Regions from separate parts of the Homo sapiens genome. Here region 1 is linked to region 2. The links are chromatin loops, found by intact Hi-C in ENCODE. Cell type or tissue: endothelial cell of umbilical vein. All regions are shown on one strand. Each heading gives the region's core, and the rest is flanking DNA. Links, peaks and the distances in the headings are about the cores only.

Region 1 (13,054 bases), core at 8,055-13,054, 240 kb before region 2:
ATACCAGTCAAGATTAGGGCCTACCCTAATGACCTCATGTTAACTTGATTATCTCTGTAAAAAACCCTATTTCCAAATAAGGTCACTATCTAGGTACTTGGGGTCAGGACCCCCATCTCAACCAGACAACTCCCACTTACCCGTCTATTTCAGGCAAACCTTCCCTGAACACCCCAGACCACTCCAGGCACTGTTGTCTGCTCTTCTGTGCTCTTCTTGCATATTGATACTGGATTGTTGGTATCTATCTGTGTAATTATCAGGTTGCTATCTGTGTCCCTCTCAGACTATCGGCTTCAGGAAACAGGAGCATGACTCTTCTGTGCACTATTGTAGCCCCAAAGCCCAGTACCTGGCATGTAAAGGTACCAATAACTATCTGTGCCCTGAATGAATGAATTATTGAGAGGTTAATCTTTGCTAATTGCAAAAATGAATAGGAAGTTCTAAGTAAGGGCTTCAGCAGCAGTGAGGTCAATGTTTCCTCCGGAGAGAGTGAATTTACTGCGGGATCCGTGAGGGCCAAAGCCCTGCCCTCACGCACCCTCACCACCCTTTGACTAATGGTCATTGCCTCTTCCTCCCTCCCACCCAGTCACACTAGGGAGAATCCACATCAGCCTGGCCATGCAGGGGAGGCCTCACGAAGCCCTGGGAAGCCAGAGGTGAGTCAGAAGGGATGGTAAGGCGAATAGCTCTGAAACCGGAACCCTGGCATAGAGCTGGGGGCAGGAAGGTTCACCGAAGGTAATGGTGCTTGCTTTAAAATTCAAGGGGCCCAAGGGAGCATCATCTTTCAGGAAGGCACCACTAGTTGATAAGAGGCCAAGTGTGCCTCAAGCTCCAGGTACCTGAGGTTGCTGCGCTAGCATGGCCTGTGAAAGATGCCAAAGGTGGACTTTATTTTATAACTCCTCTTCTTATCCTCCTCCCCATGACTGGGCACAACCGTAAGGGCCATAAGAACTTACCCTCTGTGGCCTCTACTTTTGCTTATATGAGCAGGGGGAGGTGGAGCGAGACCAGGTGGGCACCTTGAGGGACCCTCATTTGGCTGAACTGCAGCAACTCAACCTGCCCCAAAGGAATTCCAGCCCCCTTGCTTCCTAGGGACCCTTGGGAATACCTCGTAGGCAGCCGAATCCCAAAGGGAAAAATGAAGGTCTCCCCAAACCCAGCCCAGGACAAGGGCCAAGCTGGAAAAAATGACTTGGAGGCCAGTCACCACGTTTTTCCCCAGTGAAAGGCTGACTCATTGCAACAGGCCTGGGCTGGCTGGGACTTGAGCCGGTGGCTTGGAACATGCTGGGACAGTGAGCGCCTTGTCTGAAAGGCAGACTGTGAGAAGCCACGGGTCAGGGGAGCTGAGGCCACTGCCCTAAGAAACACCCCTCACACAGCCACGTGAGCCCCAGGGGAAGCAGGGGCCAGGTGGGTGTCCATGCTGCCTCCCACTCAGACTCTGGAGAGCTAGCGTCACCTTGCTGGATAAGGTCTAGAGAGGCTCTAAGCCCCAGGGCAATTAAGCCCTAAGGTCCTGAGACATGAGCATTTTGATCCTTCCTCCCCATACGAAGTGCAAACTGAAAACACAAAGCTTAAAATAAATTTAGAGAAACCCCAATAAGCCCTTGATTTTAATCATAAGATGATCTCCATGTTTTTCTTTGAAATATCAAAAAGAAATTATTTTCCAATTTTGGGGAGATGGAAGGAAGCTGGGGCTGCTTTCCCAGTGTTTTCAGCACACACTAGGTCTACCTAATGGGTAATTCAGCAGTGTGCACAGAGTGGGAAGCTTATCTCTGACCCTCTTCCCTCCTCATGCCTCTGTCCATTTTGACATCCTGGGCTCTTTCAGCAAGGACTTTTGAGTCATATGTTGAGTTAAATCCTGTCTGTGCCATCTGCTTGCTGTGTGACCTTGGGTGAGTCACTTAATCTCACTGAGTCTCAATTTCTGTAAATGTAAAAATGGAGATTGCACCAGATAATGTATGCATAGTGCCTAGTACAGTACTTAGCACACAGTCTGATATATATATATATATCAGAGAGATCTCATACACACAGACATATATATATGTGTGTGTGTATATATATGTGTGTGTGTGTGTGTGTGTGTATGAGATCTCTTTCAGCTTTTCCCTCTACAAAGCATCTTTCAGGAAATAATGTTATGTCAGTTACTTACACTTTAGAGTGAATATGTTCCTATAAATGTCATTCTTTCTTTTCATTTATTTTTTTATTTTCTTTTATTTTTAAATTAAATTAAAGTTTTATTTTGAGATGGGGCCTCACTCTGTCACCTTGGCTGGAGTACAGTGGCGTGGTCATGGCTCACTGCAGGCTAAGATCCTCCCACCTTAGCCTCCTGAGTAGCTGGGACTACAGGTCCGTATCACCATGACTGGCTAATGTTTTAATTTTTATTTGTAGAGACAGAGTTTTTGCTATGTTGCCCAGGCTCCTTTCATTCATTTAATCAGCAAATGCTTGAGCACCTACCACATACCTGACTGTAGCTAGATGCTGTATATTCTACATAAGGATTTCTTTTCATCCTCACGGCAATCTCTACAAGATCACTAATATCCCCATTTGATGGATAAGGAAACAGATTCAGGAAGGTGAAAGAACTTTCCCAAGGTCACACAGCAGAGTCTAGATTCACTTGTTCATTCAGGAAACACTGACTGAATTTCAGCTTTGTTTCAAGCTAGGCACTGGGAGCGCTGCAGTGAATGAGTTAGAGCCCCCATCCCAGGACCCTCACAGCCTATTGAGTGTCTTTGCACCTGTTTTGAAACTTTTGTCATCTCTCTAATTGTTAAGGTCCTTGTTAAAAGCTCCTATGTGCATGTGGGTAGGGAGAGCTTTCTCTAGATCTTCCACTCACCCTTTGAAGGGAGTTGCCTTCTTCCCAGGGTGTAGGGCTGGCCCTGCCCAGGGCTGAGCTGGCAAAACCAAAAAAGCATCCTGCCTCTCCTTTCCACATCATCCCCTGGGACTGCTGGATACAGATGTCCATGACAACCTTGAACTCCATTCTTGTCCCCCACTCCACTTATTCTGTTGCACTTCATGATCTATATTACAGAAATACCATGTTCATTGTAAAATAAAAAAAAAAGAAAATATAGAAAAGCAAAAATTCTTAAAGGAACAATAACCAATAATTCTAAATCCTGCTAAGGTGGTTAAAATTTTATTGTATTGCCTGCCAGACCTTTTTCCTCTGTAACTATAATACAATTACTAAAAAATAATAACAATAACACTAATTTTAGCTAACCCTGACATGGAGCTTTCTCTGTGCTAGACACTGTTCTAAGCATCTTAGACATTGAAACTCATTTAATCCTCACAACTCAGTAGGCCAATTACTATTGTCCTCATTTTACAGTTGTTCAAAGTGAGGCAGAGAGAACATTTAGAAGCACACATATTATTCTTTTTCAAAAATGGGATAAGTCTGAACATACTATTTTGTGGCCTACTTTTCCTCCCTTTACAACAAATAAACAATAATCAATTTACTTTCCTAACATAATTTTTCATGACTATTTAGCATTCCAGCACTTGCACATACTGTAAGTTACTCAACCAGTCTCCTTCTCAGCCATCTTTCTGATTTCCTTATTCTCTCCTTCCCTCTGTCCCTCCCTTCTTTCCTCCTTGTTTGTTTTACCTATGAATGGCACAGGACGTCCAATCTTGTAGCTTAGTCTTTGAAAACCTGTTTAATAACTTCTTGGCTGTGCATGGTGGCTCGGGCCTATAATCCCAGCACTTTGGGAGGCCAAGACAAGAGGATTGCTTGAGGTCAGGAGCTGGAGACCAGCCTGGTCAACATAGCAAAACCCTGTCTCTATTTTTTATTTAAAAATTAATTAATTTTAAAAATCGTATTTAGGATAACTCCTAGAAGTGGAATCATTTGGTCTCAAGATATACATATTCTAAGCTTTCCGACATCTCTTGCAAATGCCTCCAAGACAGGCAACAACGTTGGGTTCTAAAGGAGTATGACCTGTGTCCCACGGAATGATACCCATCAGAATGACAGATGCTCATGACATTGACCCAGCAATTCCATGTGGGAGTTTACCCCATAAATACTGTTATACGCTTGCAAAATGACCTGTGTATAAAATTACTCATTGCAACCCTGCTGGTGATAGCAAAAGATAAAAAATAATCCAGATGTTCATAATAGGGAACTAGTCAAGTAAATTATAGGACATCTATACAATGAGATACGCACAGTTGTGAAAAAGAATTAAAAGCCTTTCTATGTATTCACGTGGACAGCTCCTCAAGACATACTAAGTGCAGAAGAGTGTGAACAGCATGCTATTTTTGTGTGGAAAAAGGGGACAAATGACAGCCCACATCCATATTTATATGCACATGCCTAAATAAACTCTATTTTAAAAAACATTATTATTATTTTTTGAGACAGGATCTCACTCTGTCACCCAGGCTGGAGTGCAGTAGCAACGATCATGGCTCACTGCAACCTAGGCTCAAACTATCCTCCCACCTCAGCCTCCTGAGTAGCTGGGGTTACAGGCATGCACCACCACACCCTCGTAAGTTTTTAATCGTTTGTGGAGATGGGATCTTGCCATGTTGCCCAGACTGGTCTTGAACTCTTGGGCTCAAGTGATCCTCCCACCTTGGCCTTCCAAAGTGCTGAGAATACAGGTATGAACCAACATGCCTGGCCAATAAACTCTAAAGTAGTTAAAATAGTGCCTACTTGCCTGCTTGTGGGTGAGTTTGGTGAAGGCATAGAGACCAGGATGATGGATAGGGACAGGGAACAATTTCTTTTTTCAGATCACTTTTTTTTTTTTTTCTTTTTTGAGACGGAGTCTTGCTCTCACCCAGGCTGGAGTGTAATGGCGCGATCTCGGCTCACTGCAACCTCCTCCTCTCGGGTTCAACTGATTCTCCTGCCTCAGCCTCCCGAGTAGCTGGGACTACAGGCGCCCACCACCATGCCTGGCTAATTGTTGTATTTTTAGTAGAGACTGGGTTTCACCATATTGGCCAGGCTGGTCTCAAACTCCTGACCTTGTGATCTGTCCTCCTTGGCCTCCCAAAGTGCTGGGATCACAGGCATGAGCCACCGCACCCGGCCTCTGATCACTTTTTATATTTTTTAATTTTGAAAACAATCTATATTCTTATTTAGAGAACTAGTCTAAAAAATTGCCTTTTTATACTGTTAAATATTTTTAGGTATGATAATATTATAGTAATTTTATAACACTTATCTTTTAGAGATATATACTAAATATTTTAGAAATATTTACAAATGAAATTATATGATATCTGGATTTGCTTCAAAATAATACATGAGCAGGGGAAGTGGATGGGTATATATTACAGATGAAACTGACTTGGGCATGAATTAATGACTAATGAAGCTGGGAGACTGATAAGTGGAGGGTTCATTATGCTATTCTATCTACTTAAAAGAAAATTTATTGAGGTGAAATCTACATATAATTAACCATTTTAAAGTGAATAAGTCTATGCCATGTATTACATTCACAATGCTATGCAACCCCCCATGCCTAGTTCCAAAATATTTCTATCACTCCAAAGTGAAATCCCTGTACCCGTTTTATTCCCATTGTCTCCCTCCCTCATCCCTTGGCAACCATCAGTCTGTATTGTGTCTCTATGGATTTATTTATTCTGTATATTTCATATGAGTGGAACCGTGTAACGTGACTTTTTGCCAGCCTTCTTTCACTTAGCATAATGTTTTTGAGATTCATCCGTGTTGTAGCATATACCAGTACTTTATTAATTTTTTGCGGCTCTATAATACCTCATTGTATGTATACACCACAATTTGTTTATCCATTTATCTGTTGATTGACATTTAGGTTGTTTCCACCTTTTGACTCTTGTGAACAGTGCTATGAACACATGTGTCCATATATTTGTTTGCGTTCCTGTTTTCAATTCTTTTGGGTATATAACTCTTAGAAATGGCATTGGGTAATATGGTAATTCTATATTTAACTTTTTGAGGAAATGCCGAACTTTTTTCTATGGTAGTTTCATCATTTCACATTCCCACTGGCAATATACAAAAGCTTCAGACTTCTCCACATCCTCGACAACCTTTGTTATTTTCCATTGTTTTGTTGTTATTATTATTAATATCATACCCATCCTAGAGGGTGTGAAGTGGTATCTCACTGTGGTTTTGATTTGCATTTCCCTGATGACTAATGACATTGAACATATTTTTATGCACTTGTTGGCCATTTGTATATCTTCTTTGGAGAAACATCTATTGTTGTTTCTACTTTTGAATATGTTTTAAATTCTCCACAGTAAAAGAGATATAAAATATTAGATATTTTATTTAAAACTTTAAGAAACAGTTGTTTTGTTTTGTTTTTTTTTTTTCCATCTGAGAAGAGAGTGGTTTTTCCCTCCTTCTTCTCCTGCTTGGATTCCCCTGAGACCCTTGCCTAGTTCCCACCCCCACATCCCCATCCATAATTCGGTTTCAAAAAAACATATTTGCTCTTCCAACAAATAAGCACAAGTTTATTCCCTTTTGCCTCCTCAAAGGTGGGTGTGGGCGTGGGAGAACAGGGCCAGGACTTAGGGTGAGCAGAGGCTGGTTGCCCTACTTCCTTTGGTCCCAGCCTGAGGCTGGCACCCCTACCCAGCAGCCTTGTGACACCCTCATGTCCCACCTCCACATCTTTGCTGAGAATCCCCAGGGAAGGGAGGGCCCCATCTATAGTGGAAGAAACCTTCTGGGCCCAAATCCAGCCACATCACAAGACTGGATGGCCCAGCCGCGAGACGAGCATGTCAGTGGCTTCCATGGCCAATGGGAGAGGCTTCACCCGGCTCATGTTCTGCTGTGGTTGTCGGGCCAAACAGATGGCTGGGGATAAACAGGGGGTGGTGCTGGGTGGGGTGTGTGTTGGGGTGGCTTTGAATGGCCTCAGCCTCCCTCTGGATCCTAGGGAAAGAGGCCAGTGAGGTGAAGGCAGTGCTTGAGGAAGGGGCTGTCATTGGTGGCCTTCAAAACTTGTTTGTGATGTCTTTTCAGCAATAAAACTCTTGTTCAAACAAACGATTACAGTGGTAAGACACGAAAAGGAAGCTGTTCCTGCTGATGAAGGGTGAGAAACCTGGAGCCTTCCCTCCCTCCACGCCACGTGGCAGACACCTCAGGGAATGCTGGGTCTCAGGAGAACATGCCGATCCCGTTAACACACAGTCTTCATATGAAACCATGTGGGAACTCAACACATGCTGTCTCCTCTCTAACCTGAGATCCTGGCCCTGTTCCACAAAGCGAGGCAGCCTCTTATATACCCCTCACAAACCAAGTACTGGGGTGGTGGCCAAAGGGGAGAGACAGGCTAGGGTGTGGGTGGGCCGAAGAAATCTGAGAGGGACAGGAGCTGCGGTGGCCTGGTCTCTGAGCCTGCAGAGGCTCCCTTCCAGAGAGAGAGCTTGGAACTCAGTCTCTGCCTCCCTCCTTCTCTCCCTCCCTCCAGCAGAACTGCCCTGCCCCAGGGGGTTCATACCTCGCTAGTCCCCTAGGCCTACACCTTTCCTAATCTTAGGAGAGACATAAGAAAAGGAATCTCTCCCCTTCCCCGCAGAATACTTTTTTTTTTTTTTTAAACAGGGTCTCTCTCTGTCACCTGGCTGGAGTGCAGTGGCGCAATCATGCTCACTGCAACTCTGCCTCCTGGGCTCAAGTGATCCTCCCACCTCAGCCTCCCAAGTAGCTGGGACCACAGGCATGCACCACCACGCCTGGCTAATTTTTGTATTTTTTGTAGAGATGGGATTTCGCCATGTTGCCCAGGCTGGTCTCAAACTCCCAGCCTCAAGTGATCCTCCCACCTAGGCCTCCCAAAGTGCTGGGATTACAGGCATGAGCCACCGTGCCTGGCCCACAATACTTTGGTATAGTTGCTTCAAGCCCAGATTCTGGTTCTTCGCACAGTCAACCTATAGGGTGCCCCCCCACCGCCCCCCCCATAGTCCTTGATAGTCATGCTGGGTTAGTTTCTCTAACCAGAGGATGGGCCCATTCTTCGCTGTGAGATGGTGTGTGGGGACATCGGTAAGGAACAAATAAAGACTTGGGCAAATAACTTTATTCTGAGGTTGGTTATCTCAGCCACAGGCTGAGCATCATAGTACCTATTCCGCAGGGCTATTTGGAGGATTAAATGAGATAATGTGTATCAAAGCCCAACATGACAGGAGCTCAGCGTAGAAGCAGTTCCATACCAGAAAAAAGGATGGCTTTGTCCCTTAGGTGTCGTGTCACCTCAGATAAGGCATTTCCCCTCTTTGAACTCCAGTTTCCTCATTTGTAAAATGAGCATGTTTAAAATTTTTTTTACTTAAAAAAGGGGCATATTAATATCTACCCTTCACAGTTGCTATAAGTAGAGGCGATTCACATGACGTGGTTGATACCTGGCACAAAGAAAGTACTCAAAACAGGATAGTAATAATTGTAATTATTACTACTTTTACTATTATTAACTTAACTAGAAGGGCAGTGTGGTTTTATAGTTAAGCACATAAACTTTGCAGCCAAATTTCCTAGGTTTAACTTACAAGTCATCAATGGAGCTGTGTGACTTTGAGCAAATTACTTAACCTCTCTGTGCCTACAGTTCATTAACTGTATACTAATTTACCTACTTCATGGCCTTGCAGTGATAAAGAAGTTATTGTATGTAGAGCACTTTGCAGAGTGCCTGGCAAATAGTAAATGCCACAAACACATTTGCTGTAATTATTCTTAGTAATAAATATCCATATTTGTACTATTATAGTCATTAACAACTCGGCTCTGTGAAAGCCTTCTCCTTGGATCCAATTAAGGGACCCACAAACCAACAGATCCACCATCCTACAAAAGGTTTAGCCCCCTCAGAAGCTGTGTGACCTCGGGCTAGTTACCTCTCCTCTCTGAGCCTGCTTTTATTTATCTACAAAATGTGAATTGTAATAGTACCCATAATGATACTTCTAGGTTGTTTGACGTGCATTAGTGAGCGATGACCCGTGGGAAGCTTCTAGCTTCTAGTCAATTAAGCCCTGGTCCCCGTGCTCTGCCTAAATCCAGCTCCCTACCCCACCCAGTCCTCCCTCCCCACCGCCGACGGGGAGCGCTCGAATTCCCTCCTGCTGGGCGCGAGGGAGGGGGGGCGTCCCGTGCCCGCTGCCAGGCCCTAGTTCTGGGGGCCGAGCGATCCCAAGGCCTTGCCGAGCTTCCCCGGGGATCAGGTTTCTGCTGACGCGGTGCCAGGCACGTCTGCTTCCAGGAACCGGCAGCCGCTTTTAGCCGCGGGCCGCACATGAAAGGGCTGCAGTCGGAAACGTGACGTTGTGTCAACAGGCGGGGCAGGTCAGCGCTGGGTGAGACCATCCCGGCAGGCCCGGCGGATCACGCCCTGTCTGAAGGCGGCCAGATGCCCAGCCTCCGCTCCCCTGCCTCCTGCCACCTCTCCTTGGCCCCGGAGCCAGCGCTTCGCCCCCTGACACTCACACACCCCGCTTTTTAAACAGAAGTCCTCTTTGTCCGCAGTGGGCATTAGGCTGGGGTGCGCGCCCCTCCCCCGCACCTCCCTCTGAGCGCATTTGGATGCCGCTAGAACTGGGCTAGAAGAGAGGTTAAGGGCGAGCTGGAAGCAAAAAATGAAGTGGAGGGACAGCTGCAACTTGAGGCGCTGTTTGACAGGGGCAGGTTCCCATAGCGGGATTCTGGGTTGACTGTGTGTGGAACCCTCAAATCTTTTTTTTTAGTTCAGGTTGCTCCAACCACTTCCTCCTTTCCCCAAAGCTACTCCTCCTGCAGTGGCCTGGGAAAAAGAGAGGGTTATGCAAAAAGAGTTTGGTCTTGATTTTTCAACCCCCGGCTATATCACCAGGGTAAGTTTGATTTGTTGGGTTTTTTCCAAAAAAGTCTAGCTAGAGAGGTCTGGCAACTCATGGAGCAATTGAGGTGTTTCACAGGCATGAGACCTGGAAGCCCAGGCGTTGGGCTGGGAGAAAGAGTGGCTTACAGAATTTGCCATCTGCCTGCTCTGGGACTTGTGAGAAGGGCTCGGAATTCTTATTTTATCTAGTCAAAAGCAGGCGTGGAGAGGGAGGTGATAGACCACCAGCTATTGATGCCAGGCTTCCACCTCCTGGTCCCGGCTCCTTGCACAACAGCCTGTGGCCTGGGGACAGTTACGTGCATTCCATATGCATCCAGCACAAGCAGACAATGCTCACTTTCACCTGCTGGCCCATCAGGAGACAGGGAAGGTGACATGTGAAGCAAACAGTCTTCATGGTCAGGTGGAGCCTCTGCCTGGCTAAGAAATCCCTAGGGGCAGCTTCCCTGCTGTACTCCAGACAACCAGGGAGTCCTGGCAGACTGGGATGCTTTGGGAGCCGGAGCGTGTTGAGTCAGGCGCTGGCCATCAGGAAACATCAGGACACCTCTGACAGGGAGTATCCCACAGGAATGTTGCAAATCAAGGCAAAGGAGAGAGGCAAAAATACACGACAGGGTCATTTCCCACCTTTCCCATGGAATTTTTTTTTTTTTTTTTTAAATAAGAGCACTTGTCGAAGGAACACCCAATATGCATTCACGCACAAACATACCGGAGAGGAAGTCCAGGAAGGATGTAGAAAATAATTATGGAATGTTGCCTCCAGCAGGAATAAGACAGGATATGGCAAATCCATTAGACCTTGCTAGATTTGAAAAAGCTAGACTGCTTTGGCAAAGAGGTGCTATCCTAGCATCAATTAGTATTGCATAATAATCCAGTAAATCTTTTCTCAATGTGCCTCTCCCTCCAGCAGGCTCCCCAGACACTGCTGCCCACGGTGTCATACCTTGGTTTTCTGTCAAGTTCCAAGGACCACGATGAAAGCAGGCAGGGGAAAATATGCTTTTTACTTAACTCTGGAAAGAGGTAGAGGATGATCATGAACCCCTGGCAAGGGTTAAACAAAAATTGAACCAATATTTACCTGCCAGGTTGACTAAGCTTATTCTGATTGAATACAAAGCACATGAAAAGCTGAATGAAATTACACTGAGATTAACTGGTTTGCTTCAGCCAAGAAAGAAGGACATGGGAGTCAGCCATATCACACCAAGTGAGCTATTTTAAAAAACTCAGGAGACCATCTTTCTCTTCCACAGGAAAAGAATTATTTTATTAAGTATTTTAAAACAACTACTTAACATTTACTCATAGATAAAAATATTTACAATTTTACACCTTCAGGAAGGCTCCAAAATATAAACACTGTACCTCTCCCTAGAGAAAAAAAAAATTATTCTTCTCTTCAAAAACAGGAATACATTCATTTTTTCTCACTGTGTGAATCAAGTAATTATACAAATAAACATCTGAAACATTTTCCTTTTTAATATATTTATATAATATATATTTATAACAGCTTTACAAATAAAGGCAACGACTTAATACCAAAATAAAAACAGGAAAAGAAAAAGTTAAAACACGATCAGCAATCAGGCATAGTGCATTTTGAAAAGCTGCTGCGGAGCTGGCTGGACACATCGGGAAAACAAGTACTCTGGACCAAAAATAAAACTTCTTTGAAGGAGACGGAATCCTTTTTAGCAATAAGGACACTCCATATGCCGTTGGGCAAGAGGAATTAGCCTACAGAAAGGATCTGGCGGTGCCAAGGCTTGGTTAGGCCTTTGAGAAGCTAAGCTTGGTTAAAAGGAGTTTTAGGATGGAATTGAAAACTGAGTCTAGTTCTGTTTGAAGGGGGCAGCTTTTTACTCAGCTTTGTGCACTTTGGGGTGCTCGCTCGGGGTGTCCGCATTTCTCAGACCTTGGTTTGGTTCCCTGCACAGTAAGTACTAATGGTTAGGCCTAGAAACAGGTGCCAGAAGCCCAGGGAACTCCTCCCTCCCTCCGGGGCAGCTCAGCTTGTACAAGGGGCCCATTTTCAGTTCCTTAGTAAGCTAATCACTACGAAAGCCTGAGTAGGGAACTACATTCTCTTTATTCTTCCGAGGCAGGGGTGGGGAGCAGACCTGCGGAAACCTCCCCAAACCACTACCGTGCTATGCCAGTGCCTGCTACCTCCCCATGTTAGCAGAAAGCTCGGTCTGACTGCTCTCTCTCCCCGACGTCTGGTGAGTCACGTCGACAATAAAGGCAAAAGGGTGGGGTCCTAACAGCTGGTTGGGAGCTGAGCCCTGGAAAGCCCTCTTTTGAAAGTACCTTCTGATCAAAGCCACAGACCCAGCTCCCAAACTGAAGAGTGACTCACAGACCAAGACTTTGAAGCTTTTGAAAATCCAGCTGATGTGTATCGAAGGGGGCTATTCTCTGGGTGGGGAAAAGCCCAGACGTCTGCTACAATCCCCCCCAAGTCTCCTGATGTCAAGCAATCCTTCGTGACTTCCCTATGCCAAAAGGAGCTTTAAAGTCCTATACCAACACGCAGGCACACATGTGCACGCACACGCACATACACACACACACACACACACACACACCCTGAATCTGCTCTCCATGCCTCAGATTATCTCAGTATACACAATGCAACAATCTTGCAGCATTCACAAAAACTTTTTTGTTGCTTTTTAGGAAGTAGCGAGGAAGGAAAGCAAAGCAGCAGGATCCCCTAGAGAGTTTAGTCTTTGGTTTCTAAGTTTAAAGGGGGGATTGGCTTCAGAGCTTGGAGCAAGACAGAAGAGTCGACGGACGGATGAGCTGGCAAGGGAGAAGGGAGTCTCTGGGGCATGAGCAAGGGAGCCGAGATCTTGTCTGGGTTCATGAAGCTAGAGAGGGCTGCGGCAGAGGCGTTGAGGCCTGGGTATAGCACTGGCACTGAGGTGGGATACCAGCACTTCTCCAGCATGGGCAGGTAGGCAGTCGCTGAAGGTGGGATCAGGTAGAAGGGCAGGCAGAAAGGAGGCTGGTGTGGGTGTGGGCCCAGGAACGGGGAGCTGATCAGGTCACTGCTAGTGAAATGG
Region 2 (14,886 bases), core at 8,515-13,514:
CACAGTAAGGCCTCTTCTCTCTTTTTAAAAAATTTACTATATTAATGAATGAACAATAATCCTGAAGGAGGTGCAATTCCGAAACACTCAAGCCAAGCTTTGCATCCATGGCAGCTGAAGTATAACTTTATGGCCAGAAGAAGCCTGCATGTGAAAGCTCAAAGTCCTGCTAAGTGGGAATATGCAGCACACCGCAGACCAGCCAAAGGCAGCTGATGTGGTGTTGTCACCTCTACGGGCTTATCCGGTTTTTGCACGTAACTCTGTGATGGGCTCAGCCTGGCTGAGGATCCTTAATCCATCGAGTTAACTGTTAACTACCCCGGCCCCAGTGACACAGCAGCTTGCATGATTAACTACAGCCCGGGAGGGATGATCATTTGTGCACCTTCCGTCTCCAAACCTGGCTCCCTCCCCAGACTTGATAGCTACAAGCTCTGGGCTCAACAGTTTGTGGGTTTGTGTTGCAAGGAGGCTAATAAAAACATATTTCTCAAATACCATATGGTGAGGGCAACTGCAACACATCCTCCTCGAAGAGCAATAAAATATATATATTTTTAAAGTCCTGAATTCCAGGGGAAAAACGAGGCTTGAAGACTTCAGAGGGTTTACAGGACTATCCCCTTCAGTGTCAGAGCCATCTTGATCAAAAGTCTAAAACCCAGGAATAGGAAATTGGTAGAAACTTTGAGAGAGCCTCTGACAGTTTCAAAGAGGAACTCAGAGGACCTCAGGAAATGTGAGCGGGCATAGATTTCTCCGTGAAAAGGAGGGTCAAGGCAGAAGAACCAGAGGCAACTGTGAACATCAAGTCAGTTCTCAGGGAAGCAGGGGATCCAAGTGTGTACATGAGGCGCCTTCACTGTCCCTGCATCAGGAATCTAGCTGTTGGCACCTTATAATGAGAAAACAGTCTCAACCATGAAGTTAACTCTGCTGGAAGATTTCCAAAGGGAAAGTCCCTCCCGTTACTCAGAGGGGAAAAAAAAATTACCTACTTGGTCTGGAATCCGGGGATATTTTATGCAGATGTCTCTAACAGAAGTTAATAAAGGGAAGTCAGCTTGCCTCTGATTATTCAAACAGGCTACTGCTATTAAGGATTGCACAACTTCTGGGCAAGGCAGAGGTGGGTTTGGCTTTTTAAAAATTTTTTCAGCCTGTCCTCATGGAACTACATATTCTTTTCTAAGAACTTTTCATCCTAACCTCCCTACTCACATCTTCTAAGTGTCTCTGCTCTGGTGGGAATGTGATGGACAACACAGAGCCATCTCAGAAGCCTCTGTGGCCACCACCAGGCCGGCCAGGGTGCAGGGGGCCACTCCCTGGGCAGCCATAGGGTTCTCAGCAAGGTGCATTCGTCGTCCCTGCTGAGAATCTGATGGGGCAGCATTTTTTTTTTTAATTAAATGCAAGCTGAGTCATTTCAACCTGCAACCTTCAGGTAACAGGAGTTACCCAAGCTCCAGGAATTATGATTGTGGGGTAAACCCATTCTCTTGTTTTCTTGCGGTTCTATTTTATAACGCACTAGAGGAGACAGAGACGTCATTGCTTCACCCAGGGCAAGAGGACAAAGGAGGATGCATGGAAATACAAACAGCCCTTCTCCTCCAGGCCATACCGACTGTCCAACTAGCAACAGACTTCACCTGGTTTTGGAGCAATCTGAATTTGGAATATGCCAGAGAAAACTTCTATCAGGCAAGATGGAAGACTCCTAGGATAGGTCTCTCTCATGGAGGGATTGGTAATAAAAAAATCATGGGAAAAGAAATAAGGGAGGGTGGAAAAAACACACCTTAGAAAACAACTTCTGATGTCCCGGGGCTACACAATGGGGGAGCTGAGCACTTAGGAAGGAGAGGGAAAATATTCTGTTTCCGGAGACAGCTCCAAGAATCATGAGTAGGTGTGAGAAACAAGGAAGCTTACAGATTTAAAAAAAAAAAGAAAGAAAGAAAGGAAGGGGGCAAAAGGAAGGAGTCAGGGAAGGGGGGAGTGAGATCTTTGAGAGACAGGGGAATTAAAAAACACCATAGCAACAACGCAGTCCACCTACCCTGGCCGCCCACCCACAGCCAGATTCTTTACTGACGCATTTGAGAACAAGCTGGTTCCTACCAGCTCAGGAAGGTGAGCAAACCCAGAGAGCTCATTAAATCCCTTCTCAGCGACTCTTGTCTGCCTGCAGATAGTGAGCAAGGAGGATATAAATAGAAGTTATATAACATCTCTTTGTTGATTCCTGTGCTTACCAAAAAAAAATGCAGCATGACCTTGTTTTTCTTTAGAGTTTGCCTCGGCCTGCTGGTTGAGGACTTTAATCCAGATAGGAATCATCTTGAAGTTTAAACAGCAGGATATAGATTTCCAAGTTAAGGGTGCTCTGCATGGCCATCCAAGTTAGGAACCCACAGGGTCAAGTCCTCCTCCGCGGATTAAAAAAAAAAAAATCCACCAGCTCTAAAACAACAACAGCAGGTATGGAATCTTGTGGCTTCCTCTTAGAACATCTCCTGAGGTAAATTAAGGAGTAAATTTGATACCCAAGAGCAAAGCATCATTAAAATGGCATCTTGGGTTTTCTAAAGGAGGTTCGAGCACCACAGGTATATTCAAAGGTAACTGGTGGTTTCCACATACCCTCCAGGCCTAAGCAGTTGTCTTTTTGTTCCTTAACAGGCACGATGGTAAGAGTCCAGTGGATGGAAAAGGCCTCCTCCTTAAAGATGGTGATGGAAACGAGCACTGCACAGGGAAACACAAATCAGGTCCCCTGAAATCCAGCCCAACCTGGCCAGACCCTCCAGTGCCCATCAGGGCTTATGAACAGGGTGCTTCAGTGTCTTTGTTAGGGGTGGTTAAAAAGGAGCACGTGCTTATAGGGGATGCTGCTGAGCTCCATGATTTTGACTTCCTGTCTAACCTGTTGATGCTACAAAACTCTTTTAAAAACAGTTACCATGGGAACTTTTCCCTAGCAAGCATTCTTCAAGAAACGTTACAGGTGCTGGTGAATTCAATGCCCTTGGTGTCAATAAGCTTTTGCTGAGTCTTAGAATGTGTGGCTTGAACTGAGAGGACTTTCAAACAGATAATGCGAAGTTTCCAATGCAAATGTCTTCGGGGTTAAGTGTCAGTGAAGTGCAGTGGAAGGTAGGGGGATAAAATGATCTCAGTGTATATGGAGGCCCCACTTAAGCATTCAAAAAATTCTATATACAGTGTTTTCAATGTATTATGTATCAGCAAAACAAAATACCCCATAGGGCTATAATCAGCTCAGGGGGTCACCTCAGCAAGAGATGCTCTGGCTATCACTCCTACTACGGGATTTCCTCTCTCATCAGAACCAGTAGGTGGTCAAAACCACAATAATGCATAAATGAAGGCAGGGAATTGGGTATCCAATGTGAGCAACTGAAAAGGTGCCATGTATTAGCTATTTGCCATTATGGTTCTGCAAGTGCTCAGATGACTCATAAAATGACCAGAACAAAAGTTTGTTCTTTTGTTTTTACTTTGAGAAGATAAAGAATCACGAATTAGTATTCAAGGTTACCTAATACTAACCCTTGTCTACCACGTGACCTTGCATTACAGGGAGCTGTTGTTGGGACAGGACAAGAGTCCACATCCCCTGCCCAGTGCCTGGTTCTGGGTCATGTCACCGAAGCGCATCAGCCCATCTGTCAGCCAAACCCCACTAGCCTTGTGCCTTCTCTTCTAAATCCCCGCGGAGGAAAACAACTTCTGCCTTCTACAGTACGAACAGCGAGGGTCTGCTGGGAACCAATACAACTTCGCGTCCCAGTGCAGCAATGTTGCCAGGTAACAAATGTAGAAACATACTCCAAAAACTGTATGTGACAATATACAACCTCCGCTCTGCAGCTGATAACCGAGGGAGTGTTAAAACACCGCGTTCTCTTAACACTTGGGTTTTTGGTGTGAAAGTAAAATTAAACGGGATACTTCCTCTTGTAAATATAAGACAGGCATACAACTCACACACGTATCCACTAATCGGAAATAGTAGAGGGGTTTGCAATAGCTATCTGCAGTGCATCCCAGCCTTCACTCTTACCCTCAAGATGAATTCCAGAAAACCTACAGAAACGATAACTGAGGAAGAGCCTTTCTTCTGTCGGGGACAAGCTCTCCTCTAACAATTGTGAGGAAGCTACCCACAAGAAAGACACCAGCAGAAATTAAGGAAAAGCTCATGCATTGTTATTAAAAAAAAATGTGCTTCCATTCCACTCCATTTTAAAGGTCTACCTTTAAAACTCATTGGCTAACCAAGCAGTGACTACTTGCTTCTCAGATCAAATAACCAGTGCAGCCTGTTCCCACCCCAAACGAAAACAAGATAGACACTGCTCTCTAGTAGGCAGAGCTCCAAAGTGGGTACAGGGCACTGAATAGCTCCCTCACATTGTACTCATGTAACTTAAAGGCTGGCTAGCATGGGAGAAAGCTGAGAGACTTCTGAGGGCCTTGTGTTCAAATCCCAGCTCTGCCAACTGGGTGACTTTGGGTAAGACACATGGCTTTTTTCAGACTCAGTTTCCTCATCTGCAATTGGGACTATTCCATGTAGCCCAGATAGAGTACCTACTGGCTCCACGCACAGTGCTGGGCACTTTATAAAATGAGAAGACCTTCCTCCCTTTCCCTTCGCCCAAACATGAATATTCTTCAACCAGTAAAGACTCAGATGTGGGGAGTATCTGGTGCATTTAGCTTCTCTGAGCAAAACGGGCAAAAGCTGAGATCTAATAACCATCACATGATGCCAAAGAACATATGCTTCTTTAGACGCAAGCGAAAAACAAAAATCGCTATTAATCCAACTTTTCATAACGGCCCTAATTAGATGAGCTGCTGTCAATCTCTTCCACAGTGAGGAAGTTCTGTAGGACAGTCTTCCTGTCATTAACTTTCCTAAGACCTGGGAACCTGGAACTTGCTGGAAGTACATGTATGTAGCACACATAATTGTCATTTGGCAAATGAGATGCCCAGTCTGAAAGGAAAAGTCTTTCATGATTTCCTCCTCCAGAATTCATGGGCAGACCTTATAAACAAAGCAAATACACTGACCACTCGAGCTGCCTTCTGATTATCAGGAGGGCACAGTGTCTCCCACAAAGACTCCACTACCAAAGAAAACAAAATGTGGAGGCACAACTTCCAATCTGCCTGGCAAACAGACGCAAAGTCCTTGAAGCGGCCATGTCTGTGCCTGGAAAATTGGTGGAGTAAGGAGGCGGCATGGTAGAGAGGTTACAAACTCACGTTCTGGCAGAAAACAAACCCTGGAACAACTACCAGCTGGCTCTGTGACTCTGAGCATATAACCTGACCTCTCGGATCCTCTATTTCCTCATTAGCAGAAAGGGATCAAAACAGTACCTACTACATAGGCGCCCCAGGAAGATGGATGAGACCATGCAGTGAGGGCGCCTGGCTAGCCCGTGGTACATGAGCACTTGTTACCACTACTGTCCATCATTATTACAAAGAAGAAGAAAAGAGGACTGCTGCCATCATAAGGCTATTTCTCCAAGTTGACATGTATTTCCCATGGGCTCAGATCAATTCCCTCCCACACCTAAAGAAGGTCCCCTTTAAAATGGCAATAATCATCAACAACACAAGTTCACATTTCACATCCTCATGTTTCTATTCAAAAATGGTAAGAAGGCTAAAGTAACACGGTGGCCACACTGGGTCAGAACTTCTATCTCTACATTTACAGTCTGAGTGCTGGGGAGTCAGATGGAGACTTGACCCCGGAAGAAAGTGCACCCTTGGGCGAGTTAGTGGGTGAGGGAAGATAAACAACCAAAAAGTAAGCAGAGTTGCTTTGGATGAGCTGTTACGATGTGTTAAAAGCTCCATGCTGAGCTGAGTGCCTTCCACATATTATCTCAGTGAATTCCCAGAATAGTTTATACAGTAGGAGTATCCACACTGATTCATCATGTACACACTGAGGACCTTTCATCCAGCACGTGTGGAGGCTCCTCGAGGGGACTCGGAGTGAAGACAGACTTGGTCTCTGCCCCCTCGGGTCTTACAGTCAAGCTCCAGTTGAAGTGTGGTCATTACTACAGTAAATGAAGCACAACCCATTATCTCTGCCTCAGGGGATCAAGAGGAAGTTTCTAGAGTAGGAGACATTTCAATCAGGGCTTGGGGAGCCTGCCAAAGGGAATGAGGGCACGTCCCACATGAAGCAAAGGCATCTGAGTTCATGGCCCCGCTGGGGATTGGCAGGCATGAGTTGCAGCTGCAGGACAATAAGCGTAGGGGAGTGAGTGGAGAAACCCAGGTGGGGCCAGACCACGTGAGGCACTGATGGGTTCCATCAGGGTGGCCATGGGCTCCATACTCCACAGAAGGCTGTTCAGATGGGGAAGCAGGTAGTGAGGGTTCCATTTGGGGGGCATCACTGACAACCGCGTGGAAGAGAGAAATGCCCAGAGGCAGGAGGCCACTAAAAGGCTATCTCAGTTATCCAGGCAAAAAGGCTGACAGGTGCAGATCTCAGCAGCCCTATGCTGGCAGGCGGTCGAGCCTGGTGGTCAAGAATATGAATCCTGAAGTAACAGTGCCTAGTTTCAAACCGCTGCTCCTCCATTCCCAGCTGGGCCACTCTGAATTCACAGTGCCAACTATCTGGCTCATTATAAGTCCTAACAATGGTTAAACTCCCAGGAGGTAGAGTGGGCACAGATTAGTTCCTGGAGAAAAGCAAGAGAAAAAGAAGTCTGATGACTGCAAAGCTTCTAGCTTGGGTATCCTTGGCTGGTGGTGAGTCCACTGAGAAAGCTATGGAACACGAGAGGGCAAATAGAATGGAGGAAGGGAGATGACAGTGTCATGGGGTCCTGCTAACTTATAGCTAACACAAGTGGAGATGCCCATCAGGGATTTGAGCAGAAATCTAGAAATCGGCAGAGAGGTGGGACCGAGAGCTGTATCTTTGGGAGGTGTTGGCATAAATGGCTGCTGGAGGCCTGGGCAGTAGATGAGATTACCCAAGGGGATCGGTAGAAAAAGAAGGCAAACAGGCTGGAGATGGGGCCTCAAAACATTTCAGATGTTTTAAGGTCAACCGTATATGCCCTGAGAAGTCCCTGTGTTTACCACTAGGAAAACGTTTGTAGGAGGCACAGAAATAGCACAGCATTAAGCCATAAGGGAGTGACTAACCTGAAACCATGATGCTTTGGGGTAGGACGGTCAGAGGGGGCTCACAGATCCAAAGTCTGTAATCGCAGGTGTCTGGACTCTCAGGCTACATATACAATTTCCTAAGGAATGTCCTGCTTTGTCTGCGTCCCGAATCTGTGTTGAAAGATAGTAAACTGGGGTGATGGAGTACATCCTGGCAGAGGCTATGTGGGGAGAGCAGAGATGACTCTAGGGAAGAAAACGTCTTTTAAAAAACAACCCTGTCTGCTCCCACCAAAAGGAAGAAAGAAAAGAAAGAAAAAAATGAAGGAAAAGGGGAAAGGAAGGGAAGGAAAGAAGGGAGGGAGGAAGAGAGGGAGGGAGGGAAGGAGGGAAAGAAAAAAAAAAGACAGTGAGAAAGAGAGAGAAAGAAAGAAAACACAGAAAGAGAAAGGAAAAGAAAGAGATAAAGAAGAAAAGAAAGGGAAGGAGGAAGGAAGGAAAGAGAAGGAGAGAAGGAGGGAAAGAGGGGAACGAAGGAAGGAAGGAGGGAGGGAGGGAAGGAAGGAAGGAAGGAAGGAAGGAAGGAAGGAAGGAAGGAAGGAAGGAGGGAGGGAGACAGAGAGGGAGGAAGGGAGGGAGGGAGGCCCCAGCCTGTTTCCCTGAATTCCCATTTATTAGCTGAGTAAGTGGCCAACATATCTTGGGACTTAGGATATTGCTCATCTGGTGAATATTTACTTAAAAATTGCCATACCAGGGGATGAGGAGCACAGAACAAAGGGGAAATACTGTGGTTCTTTCCCTTAGGCAGTTTAACATCTACATAGTAAAGATTAAACAAACCCTAGGGTCAGCAAACATTTTTCCAAAGGGCCAAATGGTAAACATTTCACACGCTGAGGGTCATTGCAGCTATCTGTCACAACTACTCAACTCTGCCCCTGAAGCAGGAAAGCAGTTAGGACAATCCCAAAGGAAAAACTGCAGCTATGCACCAATAAAACTTTATCTACAAACACAGGCAGCTGTCTGGATTTTTCCCGTGGGCTACCATTTACTAATCCCTGAACCTCCAGAGGAAGACTGACCAATCCTCTGCCTGGCAGTTCCCAAGAGGCATCTCACACTCGGAAGTCACTAAAGAAAGTTAGGAAGAGCACAGACCTCTTGCTAGACCAGAAGGAAGAGAAAGAAATAAGGAATATCTGGACCTGTTGAGGATTCAGTGGGATAAAATGAATTGATGCCTCACTTTACAAAAATTTCCAGGTCTTCTCTGTCATTTTTCTCTGCACTTTTAGTAAAATTTTGGAGACTGTGGAAAACCTGAGGTTCTCTCTGAAGACATCTCCTCTTAGAAACAAATTCCTAGCCAGCGTGGTGGCTCACGCCTGTAATCCCAGCACTTTGGGAGGCTGAGGCGGGCGGATCACTTGACGTCTGGAGCTCAAGACCAGCCTGGCCAACATGTAGAAACCCCGTCTCTACTAAAAATACAAAAAATTAGCTGGGCGTGGGGGTGGGCACCTGTAGTCCCAGCTACTCAGGAGGCTGAGACAGGAGAATTGCTTGAACCCATGAGGCGGAGGTTGCAGTGAGCTGAGATCGCGCCACTGCACTCCAGCTTGGGTGACATAGTGAGACTCCGTCTCAAACAAACAAACAAACAGACAAACGAACAAGAAACAAATTCCTGCTTCTAGGTTTCGCAGAAAGGAAGGAGATTAACATTCTGCTTCCAAAGTTCTTCCCCTCCCCCTTCCCCCTCAACAACTGTAGTCCTCTCATGGAAGGCCAGACAAGCAGATGTATGTAACTGTCCACTTCTGCCCATATTGTTGGCTCTGCTACTCAGGAAATAAGAAAAATCACGCTGGGTCTCCAGCTCCTCTGGAAGCATGAACCAGGATGCACATTCTCCCCTGGGACCACCTCAAAGGGATTGTGCCTCTTATCACCAACCTGGAGGGACTCACAGATGAATGATGCTGACAAGTCTTGCAGTAATTTCTTGCCCCGAACTGGGAAACTGAATGCCAGTAGGTGCATGCATTACCTACTGTCTGCCGTCACTCAGAGAGCTGCGCTAAGGATGACCAGGGCAGAGTTGTGGGAACTGCCATCTTCTTCTGCAGGAGGGCTCACTCAAGTCTGATATGCCTAAGAATGTAACGACTTTTGAATTTTGAGCTTCCTCCTTAAGACCTGGATTTAGACCAATAATCCTCAAGGACTCCTGTTCAATAACAGTCCAGTTTCCTGGGAATGGTGAAGAAGGGTGTGAGGTGTTCAGGTCAAAGGCAGATAAAGTAGGAGGAAAGGAAGAGAAGGAGGGAAAGAAAGGAAAGGAAAAAAGGACAGACAAGACAATGGCCTGGGCCAGGGAGCACTTCAAACCACAAAGAAGTGACTAGATTGCTGTTTTTCTTTCTGCTTCATCCCAGAATGTCTCTCATTACTATTAGTGGCAAAAACCGCAATTACTTTTGCACCAACCTAAATAACCTGTACTCAAGGCAATGAAATTTCCCAATGTCCTGGAGTTCTAAAATCATTTTTAATATACAGTCAGAAGGACTTGGGTCAATTGAGTGTGAAAATAACATAAGACAGAGCGTCCCCCAGGCCTGCTGGATGATAAACCACTATGCAAAAATAGAAAATATCAGAAGTAGGATTTTAGACAGAAAACACATTTCACAAAATACAGCATGTATTTAAAATAAATAAAAATATTATTAATTAGAACCGAGCATGGTGGTCCGCACCTATAGTCCCAGCTACTCAGGAGGCTGAGGGAGGAGGAATGCTTGAGCCCAGGAGTTCAAGTCTAGCCTCAGCAACATAGCAAGACCCTATCTCTTAAAAATATATATGAACAAATAAAAATAAGAACCACATCATCTTGAGATCTTTGTATTGGCCAGATGCCACGTGAGGTGCTTTCTATAAATAGTCTGTGAAAACATCTCAGGAGTTCTCTGAGGTGGGAACCGTCACCATCCTATTCTCCAAGTCAGGAACCAGTGGGATGAGTGAGGTGGACTTCGCCAGGAGTCCTGAGGTGGGCATATAGGAGGCAGGGCTTGAGCCCAGGCTGTACCCACACCACAGAATCAGCAGCCCTGGCAGCAGCTCCACTTGTCTACCGGACCACACACTTTACCCTCATGTTCTTCGTAACTCCATAAGGAAGGGACTAGGCTTTTCCAACCCTCATTTTGCAGATGAGGAAACTGAGTTTCAAAGTGGCCCTGACAAACCCCAAGGTCACTGAAGGCTGGCAGGGGCAGAGCTGGAATTCCAGCACAAATATTGTGGTCTGGAGGCCCGCAGTTGATAGGCTCTCTCCTTCCAGGGGGTCCTCCCTGAGTCCCTAACCTTTACGCCACCATTTCTCAAAGGAGCCAAGCTGGTCCTTGAGCCAACCTGGGGTGGCTTTGCTGACCCCTCACAGCTTCCGCAGAAGGGCAGTGTCTCTGGGGACGCCTGCTGGGGACAAGTCACTGCCTCCCTCTTTCTTTAATGCCAACAGCTCTCGAACCCCCACGTGCAGGAGGAGAGCTGCCCTGACTCCACTGCTGGCTTCACTCCTTTCCCACATGGATAAAACCTGAGGTTAGAAAACACCGCTCAGAAGTGACTCATTCCTGACTTCCCTGCCAAAAACAACACCCATTTACGTAACTTGCTCACACACCAATCTTTTCCTCCTCCTCAGGGTGACTGCCCTGTCAAACCAAGGCTGATCTTCCTCACAAACTGGCCTTCCATTTCCAGCAGAGGCAAATCAAATTGCCCTTTCCGCCCTCATCTCTTTGCTAACTGGGGTCAGAGATAGCCCAACCAACGTGTCCCTCCCACACTGTGTTGGTGACTTCCGGAAGGGATGTGAGATTTCCTATCTAACACTTGTTCTTGGGCTGATTTCTTAAGCCAACCTCAAAAAAAAAAAAAGAGTGTGGTGTAGGAAAGGCCTCATGAACCAGGGATCACTCTCTCTGCTGAATTTGCAGGCCAGTTTCCTGACGGAGCACTTCTCACATTTTCCATCTCTAGCTGCTTACGTGCAGAAAAGAAAACCCTTTTCGGGTGTGTCTGTAGACTAGACTTTGGCATAGGAATAGACGTGGGCAGCCATTTGATACATGAAATTCCCAGTGCTTCTGAAACCAGAAGCAATTAGTCCAAAAAAATGTTTAACTATCTATCCCCATAATGTGCTAGGAGGTTCTCTATGGTCATGTCAGCATATATATCCCAAAACATCTGTATTGGCTTAAAAAAAACAAAAATAAAAAACGAGGTATGTCCAAAGATAGCCTGTCCTCCTCTTCATTCCAGGTAAGGACAGCCCCTGTCCTTCTGTAAGGAAGAGGAAGCGAAGGGAACTTCCCCCAGGCGCTGGTGGGAACATCTTAGGAGGAAGGAACATAGAAATTGGCAAGGACTCGAAGGACGGATATGAAAGTGCCGTGAGCCCTGCTGAGCCCCATGTGTGCCAAAAATTAATTCATAAGCAAATGCTTATTTTATAGTTTCCCACTTGCTACAAAACATCAAGCCACAAGGAAATATTTCTTCTGGGGGCTGACAGGAAGCGGGTGGCACCAGAGTGGGGAGAAAGAAAGCCGGAAGTTCTCTTCAAGACAAGCGTGATCCTATCACCTGACAACGTGTCACCCGTTTCTGGAAAATCCACGGGCTGTGGTACTGTCTCCTTGTTCCCATAAGCGGAGGGTTCAATGTGAAGCCTGCTCTGATGGCAGCCAGGTAGGAGAAGTCTGGGAGTCACGATCTACCCTCAGATGTTATCACCATTGCAGGAGCCGGGGCAGGAAGAAAAGATGCTGGGAGACCTGGGGACACCACCCCTGGGAGTCCATTATGCCAGACTGGGAAGTAACCTGTATTTGGCTTCCAGGCATTTCAGGGCTTTAGGTGATGATGTGATGGATGACAGGGTTTCATAATAAGGGAGCAAACCCTCCATGAGAGTGCCTAGCAAGCACTGTATGTCATTATTTGTGGATTCCCATAAATTGAATCCTCTAGGGTCTGGACAATGAAATCTAGAATTTCTGGAGTGCTGTGATTCCCAGTGAGCTTATCCTAAGGCAGGACTGAATTTTCTTACAACATCCAAAAGGAGAAAGACAAGAGTCAACACTTTTGCAAAGAAGGGATTTAGTATCCAGGGAGATCCAAACTCCTCAACTGCAGAGACAATGGTGTCTCCCTTTCCTGCAGCTGTAGCATCCAGCTTGGGGGCCTGGCTGACCCATGGTAGGTGCTCAATCGATTATAATGGGGGTGGTGGTGAGGAAGCCAGTCCCCAAAGGTGGTCCCCAACAATTCTCTCTTTTTATACATGTACCCTCCTCACAATAAGAGGTGGAGTTTTTCTCCCCGCCTTTGAAATGGGGCTGGCCTCATGTCTGGCTTTGACCAATAGAATGTGATAGAAGTGATATTCTAGGAATTCTAAACCCAGGCTTTGAAAAGGCTAGTAGCTTCCACTTCCTGCTTCTTGAAACACTGTTTCTCAGAACCCAGTCACCATGTTCTAAGAAGCCCAAACCACACAGAGAACCAAGGCACTCCAGGCAGTACCCCCAGCTGAGCTCTCAGCAAAGGACCAGCACCAATGGCCACAGTCATATGAGTGACCACGTAAGCTGTTCTAAGACCAGTCAACCCCCTGATGGTTGCAGACCCAGCCAAGATCACACAGAGCAAAAGAACCACCCAGCTGAGCCCAAGCTCACAGAATCATGCTAGGCACCAAAATGGCCATTGCTTTAGGCTATTAAATTTTTAGGTGGTTATTCAGTGACAGATAACTACAGGTGGAGGTGGGACGGACAAGAGGTACAGGATATTTTATCATGGGTTTTGTCCAGCTCTGGAACTCTGAGTAAGTCATAACCTCCTTGAGTTTCTGTTTCCTTGAGCCACTGTGCCCAGCGTTCCCTAAATATTTTAAATCTGCAGTTGGTTGAATCCACAGATGCAGAACCGACAAACACAGAGGGCAGACTGTATACATTTCTGGAACTGTGTAGGCCTGCCTGCTTCCCTGCAACTCCCCTTTCTACCACCTGTCATCAGGAAACATGGATCTCAAGAAGGCCAGCTGACCACAGACCCATTTCCCTTCCTGAGACCCTCCATGGTGCACCGAACAGGAAGTGACCGTGCTCCACCAGCTCCGGCAAGAACCCACCATGTCTTCAGTGGAGCAAAGCATCTCAGCAATCATTAATTGCCACACTGTGGTCTTAGCCCAAGTCAGGCTCACTTCCCAGCTGGCCACTTACTACTCTGAACCAACTTCTCAACAGCAAGACGAAACTCTGAATCACTCCCCCTGGGGCTTCAAGGTTCCTGTCCTTAACTGGCCCCAGACACAACCCTAGTTCCACATCATTTTCTCCAGAGAAAGAGAAGCTTGGGGCCAAGGGGCTCTGACAAGTCAAGTCTAGGCTAGAAGGCATTTTCCTGGAACCATCGGCCTCCTGTGAGACACTGGGTTAGACTGGGCCCCCCAGGGGTCACAGAAGCGGGGAGGAGAAAACAGCATGTGCGTGCGGCCACACCCGCACCCTTCCATCCTGGCATGGATCCACAGGCCCCCACACCACCCCTGCGTTCCCCCAAGAGAAAACATCCCTGCTCCACACGTGGCTGAACTGCGGTAACTCCATCATGGCATTTCATCTACAGCCTGGGTGTATGAGTAATAAATGTGTGAAACCATGAAACTAATATTCATAATGACCTTACAAGATAAAGAACTTGAAGGAAAAACAGCTTCTGTGTGCCTGGCCGTCACCATCAGGGTGCTCCGTGAAAAACATGGCATCTCACCAGAGCCACAGACATCGTCTCCCCAGGAGCCTCAGTGCTGGCGGCCCTCAGCCCCACCAGCCACTATACTTCATTGTTAGTCCTTAATTAATGGTGCCTTTGTGCACCTGGTCATCCCGATGCCAAGCCCAGAACCGAATGGGGCCTCTGACTTCTCTTCCACGTCTAATCAGACGCCATTTCAGCCAACATTTACCAAGTATCAGCAGGTCCAGGCCTGGGCCTGGTGCAAGGAGTGACAGGGTCTCTGTTTGTGACATCCTGTCCCTCACCCCCACCCCTTTAGTCCCAGCAAGGTTCAGAGTCTCATTCCCTGCCCTCATTTCTTTTATTTGTTGATTGACATATAACATAGGTACAGTAAAGCACACTAATTTTAAGCATATGGCTTACTGAGTTGTTGTTTTTTTTCTTTTTTAAACTTTTATTTTAAATTCAGGGTTGCAATTGCAGGTTACATAGGTAAGCTTGTGTCACTGGGGTTTATCACATAGATTGCTTCACCACTCTGGTATTAAACCTAGTACCCATTAGTTATTTTTCCATCCTCTCCCTCCTTCCGACCTCCACCTTCCGAAAAGCCCCAGTGGGCGTCGTTCCCCCTATAAGTGTCCATGTGTTCCTGTCACTTAGCTCCCACTTATAACTGAGAACATGCGGTATTTGATTTTCTGTTCCTGTGTTATTTTGCTAAGGATAATGGTCTCCAGCTCCATCCGTGTCCCAGCAAAGGATACGATCACGGAGTTTTAAACATGTGCACAGTCATGTAACCACCACCCAAACAAAGAGGTCGAATATGTTTCCAGCACCCAGAGA

Evidence for each region. A loop is a pair of places that touch in the nucleus more often than their neighbours do. Peaks named below come from ENCODE experiments on the same cell type or tissue, not always from the same donor. Only the 100,000 strongest peaks of a DNase experiment are listed, where the experiment ranks them.
Region 1: a loop joins it to region 2, with 4 times the contacts of the local background. A loop is called at or near these places in 29 of 110 quality-filtered maps.

What each region holds. Positions count from the first base shown.
Region 1 is chr3:4,983,350-4,996,403 of GRCh38, reverse strand. It overlaps BHLHE40 (basic helix-loop-helix family member e40), which reads right to left. Exons shown (of 5, transcript NM_003670.3): 5 at 11,081-13,054. The coding sequence ends at 12,712. Among named protein-coding and RNA genes, the nearest start is that of BHLHE40-AS1, 9.9 kb to the right of the region's middle. RefSeq lists enhancers at 8,921-9,818, 9,819-10,716, 11,705-11,764, 11,775-11,834, 12,265-12,444 and 5 more. In endothelial cell of umbilical vein, for the core only: no CTCF peak of the experiment used is centred there; DNase peaks (open chromatin) are centred at 9,353, 10,593 and 12,243; H3K4me3 peaks cover 1,649 bases; H3K27ac peaks cover 4,840 bases.
Region 2 is chr3:4,737,816-4,752,701 of GRCh38, reverse strand. All of the region lies in intron 44 of ITPR1 (inositol 1,4,5-trisphosphate receptor type 1), which reads right to left. EGOT (eosinophil granule ontogeny transcript) reads left to right here and starts at 1,112. Exons shown (of 2, transcript NR_004428.1): 1 at 1,112-1,756; 2 at 2,692-3,510. RefSeq lists an enhancer at 2,990-3,059 and a silencer at 3,721-3,913. In endothelial cell of umbilical vein, for the core only: no CTCF peak of the experiment used is centred there; DNase peaks (open chromatin) are centred at 10,151 and 10,891; H3K27ac peaks cover 2,251 bases.